Linked DNA regions of Homo sapiens: region 2 is linked to region 1. The links are chromatin loops, found by intact Hi-C in ENCODE. Cell type or tissue: Caco-2. All regions are shown on one strand.

What was found. Peaks named below come from ENCODE experiments on the same cell type or tissue, not always from the same donor. Only the 100,000 strongest peaks of a DNase experiment are listed, where the experiment ranks them.
Region 2: it touches region 1 in a loop (16-fold over the local background); 3 of 110 quality-filtered maps call a loop at or near these places.

The regions. Positions count from the first base shown.
Region 1 is chr1:165,923,321-165,927,320 of GRCh38, reverse strand. No RefSeq gene overlaps it. Among named protein-coding and RNA genes, the nearest start is that of MIR3658, 17 kb to the right of the region's middle. In Caco-2, a CTCF peak has its summit at 2,452 (motif pointing left); a DNase peak (open chromatin) is centred at 2,460.
Region 2 is chr1:166,256,440-166,260,439 of GRCh38, reverse strand. The region is part of intron 1 of LOC112268276 (a long non-coding RNA gene); the gene reads right to left. Among named protein-coding and RNA genes, the nearest start is that of FAM78B, 91 kb to the right of the region's middle. In Caco-2, no CTCF peak of the experiment used is centred here; a DNase peak (open chromatin) is centred at 2,185.

The DNA.
Region 1 (4,000 bases):
TGCTGTTGGCAAGAATGCAAATTAGTCTAGCCACTGTAGAGAGCAGTTTGTAGATTTCTCAAAGAAGTTAGGCTGAACTACTATTTGTCCCAGCAATCCCATTACCAGATATATGCCCAAAGGAAAATAAATCATTCTACCAAAAGGATACATGCACCCATATGTTCACTGCAGCACTATTCACAATAGCAAAAACATGGAATCAACCCAGGTGCCCAACAACAGTGGACTGGATAAAGAAAATGTGGTATATATTCGCCATGGAATACTACACAGCCATAAAAAAGAACAAAATCAGCTGGGCGCGGTGGCTCCTGCCTGTAATCCCGCACTTTGGGAGGCCGAGGCAGGCGGATCACGAGGTCAGGAGATCGAGACCATCCTGGCTAACACGGTGAAACCCCATCTCTACTAAAAATACAAAAAATTAGCCAGGTGTGGTGGCGGGCGCCTGTAGTCCCAGCTACTCGGGAGGCTGAGGCAGGAGAATGGTGTGAACCTGGGAGGCGGAGCTTGCAGTGAGCCGAGATTGCACCACTGCACTCCAGCCTGGGGGACAGAGCGACACTCCGTCTCAAAAAAAAAAAAAAAAAAATCATGTCCTTTGCATCAACATAGATGCAGCTAGAGGCCATTATCCTAAGTGAAGTAACACAGAAACAGAAAACCAAATACCACATGTTCTCACTTATAAGTGGGAGCTAAACATTGCATATACATGGACATAAAAATGCCAACAACAGACACTGGGGAATATTAGAGGAGGGACTGAGGGAGGGGCGCAGGGGCTGAAAAACTACACATTGGGTACTATGGTCTCTACCTGGGTGATGGATTCAGTCATACCCCAAACCTCAGCATCACACAATATACCTTTGTAACAAACCTGCACAGGTACCCCCAATTCTAAAATAAAGGCTGAAACAGAAAAAAAAAAATATCTATTAGCAAACCAGATGGTGCTGTTGGTGCTGTTGTTGACTGCATGATCAAATAAATCTCTAACATAAAACAGCAGAGAACAGGTTAAAACCCCCTCAGAGGAAATGCTATTCTAAAAATAGTCTCTCTTTGGTCCCCATTCCCACCCCAGCAGCCCCCTGACACATGCACATACACACACACACCAATGTGTGTGCATGGAAAGCTCACCTTAACTGAAGTTTTAAAAACACCAGTTTGATCAAATCAATAAAGACATTTTTAAAATAGACTCTGAAAGAAAATGGCCCTAAGGATCTCGCTGGGGTGTTCTTTGGCGCAGCAGGCGATAAGCATGGTGACTGACATTTCCAGTCTTTCCTCCTCCCCTCTCATGCCACCAATCATGAACAGGCACTTTAAGTCTCCCATCACCTTGAGAAGGGGTCAGTCTCCTTTCCTCAAGCATGAGAGAAGATGGCAAAGCTCTCTCTACCATTCAGTTCCTTTATTGGTCCTGAAAAGTGAGTGACAGTGGCTTTTCTTCTCGGAAGCTTATCTCAGGGGTTAGAGCAGCATCATACCACACCCATTCTTAATCTCCTCTTCCTCAGGGTCCCTGCCCGGAAAAGGAAAGTGCCCCTCTCCACAGTCTGGAGCATAACCCTCCCACAGGGCCACCCTTCTTGGATGCCAGGCTGACACCTCCCCAGAGAGTGTCAGAGCACAATGTTCAGCCCAACACTTTAATGACACTGCTGTTTCCTGGCTCTCAGATTTGTCCGAAACTGCCTGGTATACCTCGGCTTACTGTGGGTCTCCTCTTCTGGAAGAGTGTACATTCTAGTTAATTCAGTAAATGCCCATGGTGCACCCAAACTTCCTAGACTCTGAGGGCATTTTAGGGAAATTTATATTAACAATTATTTTAAAGCTTCATAAATATATGGCACTTATGAATTTTCAAAAGTACTTTGATCTTCATTACTTTGCTTAAATCTGACACAATCCTATGAGGTAGAAAGGACTTGATATTATCATCCCTAAATAAAGAGATTAAAGATTAGAGAGTGGTTAGTCCAGGGTTATGCAAATAGTCTACTGCAAAGCCTGGGTGGTCTCTGGCAGGCAACAGTAAAGCCATATGCACATGAAACAGGTGTATGAAGAGGTGGGTGAGACTGAGACTGAGAGGGTGGATGGTGCAGGTCCTGTAAGTTTCCTTCTCACAGACTGACCAATCTGAGTTCTACAGGAAAGCCACCCACAGTTCCTCCTTGTTGAGACCCCCTAGATCTAGGAGTTGGGATTGTACCTCTTTGTGCACATTCCATTCTGCCTTGTACAAGAGTTGTGTCTATATGTGAGGGGCCACTGGCCATTTATGAGGTCCTGGAAGGCAGGGAGGGCTTGGCACAGTACCTGGCACATGATAGGTGCTCTCTAGTGTGTTTGAATTGACCGTCCTCCAGCTGTTCTGAAGGTTAAAACAGGACTTTGCTGTGCTGTGGCTCATTCTCACCCTCTAGTGGCCACTTTTAAGAATAACGGACCACAGATGGAGCTGAGCTTCCAAAGCCAATCAGGAGGCACTGCCATGCCTAGGCCACAGTCCACCTTCTGGTCAGGAGAAACTCAGTTATCAATGGAACTCTTTAAAAATACATGTGCATCTCGGGCCGGGCGCGGCGGCTCACGCCTGTAATCCCAGCACTTTGGGAGGCCGAGGCGAGTGGATCACGAGGTCAAGAGATCGAGACCATCCTGGCGAACATGGTGAAACCCCGTCTCAACTAAAAATACAAAAATTAGCTGGGCGTGGTGGTGCGCGCCTGTAATCCCAGCTACTCGGGAGGCTGAGGCACGAGAATCGCTTGAACCCGGGAGGCGGAGCTTGCAGCGAGCCGAGATTGCACCACTGCACTCCAGCCTGGCGGCAGAGCGAGACTGCATCTCAAAAAAAAAAAAAAACAAAACAAAAAAACGTGTGCATCTCTGCTAGCGAGGCGTCTGGCTCTAAAGCAAAAGTCAAATAAGGAAATCAGCCAACTGTTTATCAGGCACTGACTACGTGGCAAGTACCCTGCCAGGACACATGAGATACAGGAAACACAGTTGCTGACCGTAAAGGAGCCCACAATTTAATGTGAAGTAACACTCCACCGCCCAGGCATCCCAGCATGCTTCACATACAAAGAACAATGGAAGTTTTAGAACTCCAAGCAACATTTGATGCTGTGAACAAAGCAGAATTTCTCTGGAGGAGAAAGTTTGAAAAAACCAATGAGACACTTTTTTTTTTTTCATTATCATGGTTCAGATAACCAGAAAACCTTCCTGCTACAAAATACCTACAAGTTCCACATAAAATACAAAAAAGATAATAATAATGAAGTCCTGCTTAATGCATAGCTGAGCATATAAGAAAATGACATTAGACAAGGGCCAAGAATAGCAATTTAAAACATTAGTATAAAACACAATCAAAAATCAACAAGCAGATTTGGACTATAATGAAATGGTTTTTCTAAAAGCCAAAAATATGGTCACTGAAATTAAAAACTTGGTAAGTTTTAAACAGCAAACTAAACATGGGTGAAGAGCGAGTAACTAAATTGGAAATGATCTAAGGAGCTTAGCTACAATGTAGCTTGAGAGATAAAAAGATTAAAAATAAGGCAGGGCACAGTGGTACATATCAATAATCCCATCACTTTGGGAGGACAAGATGGGTAAATCGCTTGAGTCCAGGAGTTCGAGACCAGCCTGGGCAACATAGTGAAACCCCATCTCTACAAAAAATACAAAAATTAACCGGTCATGGCGGCTCACGCCTGTGGTCCCAGCTACTTAGGAGGCTGAGGTGGGAGGATCACTTGAGCCCAGGAGGTTGAGGCTGCAGCAAGCCATGATCACTCTACTGCATTTCAGCCTGGGCTATAGAGTGAGACCCTGTCTCAAACAAACAAACAAACAAAAAACAGATTAAAAATAAAATAAGAGAGTAAGAGACTTAGAAGAAAGAGCAAAAGGTCCTATGTACATGGAACCACAGATCAAAAGATAGAAAACAGAGAGA
Region 2 (4,000 bases), 330 kb before region 1:
ACCTACAGACACAGAAAAAGCTGTACTGTGAGGAAAAAAATGTATAGACCTACTTGTGTTCTAAAGATGAAAATTAAAAGCCATTAGCACTTAAGGAATTTTAATGTGAACAACAAATATATTAAGCAGGAGGAACAAATAAGTATAAATACTGAAGTTAATAAAGTAGAAAGCAAAAAATTATAAAATTAGGATAATGTATAAATAAATAGAAAAGCTGGTTCTCTAAAGATAAAAATAAAATAGGAACCTCTTGTGGCCCAGATTAAGGAAAAAAGCTGGAAAGCAAAAATAGATAGGAATAAGGAAAAAGATATAATAATAGCAACTTTGGAAAATATATATAAGAGAATACTACATTCTTTTTTATGAAAACCCAAAGGTAATAGATAATACCCTAGGCAAATATAAATTAACAAAATTTATCCAAAAATCAATGAAAATTTTTAATCGACAATTTGCCACAAAAAAGGATTGAAAAAAAATAATGACCTAACATTTTTAGTCATCAGGATTAGATAGATTTATGGCTAAGCTTTATCTAAATTTTAAATAGTTATCAGTATTTTGAAAGCTATGCTAAGGCTTAGGTAAGTATAGCAAGAAGGCAATACAACCTTAACAGTAAAACTTGCTTTTAAAATAGTATTACAAAAAACGAAGCTGTAAACCAATCTCACTTACAAATATAGGTGCAAATTTTAAAATAAAAATTAACAAATAGAAGCAAATACTATACCAAAAGATGAAAGGTTTTCTGTTCAACAAACAAGCAAGGCTTGTTCTATGAATACAAGAGCATTCAACATTAGAATCTATCAACACAATAAATTTTATTAACAAATTAAAAAGAAAAAGATCATGTAATTACATCAGTAAATGCTAAAAGGGCATTTGAAATCATTTAGCATGTATTTCTTTTTTTAGAAAAATCTAAGTACAATAGGTATATTATAGACCCATTAGGCAAAATAAATACTATTTACCAAAGTCAACAGCAAACATTATTCTAAATGTTAAAACAAAATTAAAAAAAAAAATCAGAAATGCTTACTCTCAATGTTAATATTATTCAACACCATCTTGGAAGTTTTAGCCAAAGCAAAATAACAATAAAATAATAATAATTGTCATAGGCATTGGAAAAGAAGAGTTAATACTATGTCTTTTTGCCAATGATATGATTATATATCTAGAAAACCAAAGAAAAGCTAGTAAAATTAACAGAAGAGATTTTGGCAAAGGGCTGGACACAAGATAAATACACAAACCCAATAGATTGCAAGAAACGGATGTAAAGAGAAAAATTAGAAATGCAAGGAGAATGTAATAAAAATTTAAAGATGGTGAGAGACTTTACTTCTTTTATATTTAGGCAAATAAAGTAGACAAAGAAAAAACAAATACAATCATATCAACAGAAATTATGTTATAGATATATAATTATAGCTAAACAAAAAAATAAACATAAAAGTAATAAACTGTTAGCTATTCTGGCAATAAGCACTTAGAAAATTTAATGTGTAAAAATGTTTTATTTACAATAGTAAAAAAATTGGAAAATGCTTAAGAATAAAGGTCACAACAAAAGCACAAGACTGATGTAGAAAAATATAAAATTTTAAAGGAGAAAAGTTATTGAAAAATATAAAACAATATGGAACAAATATATAGGTATAACTTATTTCTATCTTAAAATTTAACATCAAAAAATATCAGTGTTCCCAAAATTGGATGTCAGTAAGATAGCTGACTAGAAGCTACTAGAGCTCTACCTCCACAACTAAAAAAAAAAAACCATAACATTTTAACCAAAATAACTGATGGAGTATACCAGAGAACAATAAAAACCCAAAAGAAATCCTGTAGAGCACAGAAATTCAGGATGGCCACATAGCGAAGGGGAGAAAACACCTTTCCCCAGCCACTCTATCCCCTCAATTGGGATCAGCTCAGAACCAGGAAGGACTTCTTTCTGCAAGGAAAAGGTAAGCAAGAGGACCCCAGTAACCCTCAAACCACTGTTGACTCCTACTTCTACTACTTCTATTACTAGAGGCTCCTACAGTTCTCACAGGCTCTGAACCCAGCTGAGGGAACTCTCTGGAGTCCACATGTTGAGCTACCCCCAAAGAAGCCCATGCTGCTACTGCCCTGTGTCATCCTGCAACCAGAGCCACCGCTAGAGTGTGTCCTACACTGGGGACAAGTAGCCATTGCATTCCTCCACCCCTGAGGCTCAGCCACCACTGCATTACACCCACGCAGTAGCACACCAGACCCAAGCAGAATTGCTGCTATGCTCTACTTCCTAGAGCCAATTAGCCATGGAGATACTCCATTCTCCCCATCCCAACCACTGCTGCACACTCCCCTTAGGGCCAACCTGAAGCCGTGCCCCACTATTAGGGACCCAGAGCCTCAAACTACTAGAGCAGTTGTTCCCCTGGTACCACAGCCAAGGCCTACTTCAACCCCTGAGGACTTCAGGACTCCAGAACACTGAAGCACTCACAAAAGCAGACATAGCACTTCATCCCTCAGGGACCTTAGATATAGAACTTTATCCCCCAGGGACCTCAGGTTTTCTGCACACCAGAGCACTTGTGTCCCTGGTGCCACAACTGAGGCAGCACTCCATTCCTCCCACCCCAGGTCTTCAGGTTTCCTGCACACCAGAGCAGTCACACGGACCCCTATGCCACAGGTAAGGGAGCACTCTGCCCCACAAGGGACTTCAAGCTTCTGGCACAGTGGAGCAGTTGCACTCCACAGCACCATAGTTGACATGATGCCCCGCCTCTAGGGATCTAGAGGCTCCACTGACCCATGTAGCTGTGACTTTTCGGGCCAAATAGATGTGGTGCCTCATGTTTCAGGGAATCAGAGCTTTTGTTGAGGTGTCACCCTGCCTTCCAGGCTGAACAGCCACAGTACCTCTCCTACCTAGAATTTCATGAGCTCCTCACAGTTCAAGCTGCTATGGCACTGCGCCTCTCCAGGGAATGGAGTTATCACTGCACTGCTCCCCATCAGCCAAGGCCCAAGCCACAGCAGCATCTTGCCATTCCTGGGTCATTGGTGCTGTTTCACTTGGCCTAACAGAGCCTGGACTACTGCTATGTCCCATTATCTCTGAACCCAGAGTCAACATTGTGTGGTACTTCATCCCCTGGAGTCTAAGCTGTCACTGTGCCCTGTTGGTTCTGGGACCTGAATTGCAGTTGTGCTCTGCTCCCCAGAGCTTGAGCCTCCAGAGCACTCTTTTTTCCCTGGATCAATGCCATTACTTTGTCCCACCTCCCAGGGTCAGAATCACAGCTATATCGTGCCTCCTGGGCTCAAGCTGCTGAGATATGCTGCAGAATGACCGACTCTGGCTTAGTGGGAGAACTGCATTCACTCATACCTTGGAGAGTGAACCTGTACCTCAAGTCTCAAGTGCTGTAGTAGTTTCACAAGACCCTGAGTTCAGAAACCCAGCTCCATAGCACCCATGAGCACCTGTGCCCTGGATTCTAGTGCTGCTGTCACTACCTGTGAGCCATGTCAGACCAATACCAAGAGAGATCTTCTCAGATAAGTCCCCACTGTGAGGAAGACAAAAACAGGAGGATTCCTAAATCCCTTACCCAAATAACCCATGCAGCCACCATCACTGCCACAAATTCCTGTAACCTAGACTACTGAAACCCCCAGTCATTGCTAACATTTATCATAACCGAAGAAGCTGCACAAAAACTACACAACTGTATCCATATGAAACCAGAGCCACTGCATCCTGCCCAACTGAAACCCTCAGGCCCATCTACAGGTGAAAGTCTTTCTCTACAAAAGCCACTCTGTAAAGCCTGGAAGAGGAGACCACACCACCAGATATGCAGACATCAGTGCAGGAACACAAGATGCATGAAAATACCATAGCACCAAAATGCATACCAAAATACAAGGAAACATGACTCCACCAAAGGAACACAGTAATTATCCAGTAACTGATGCC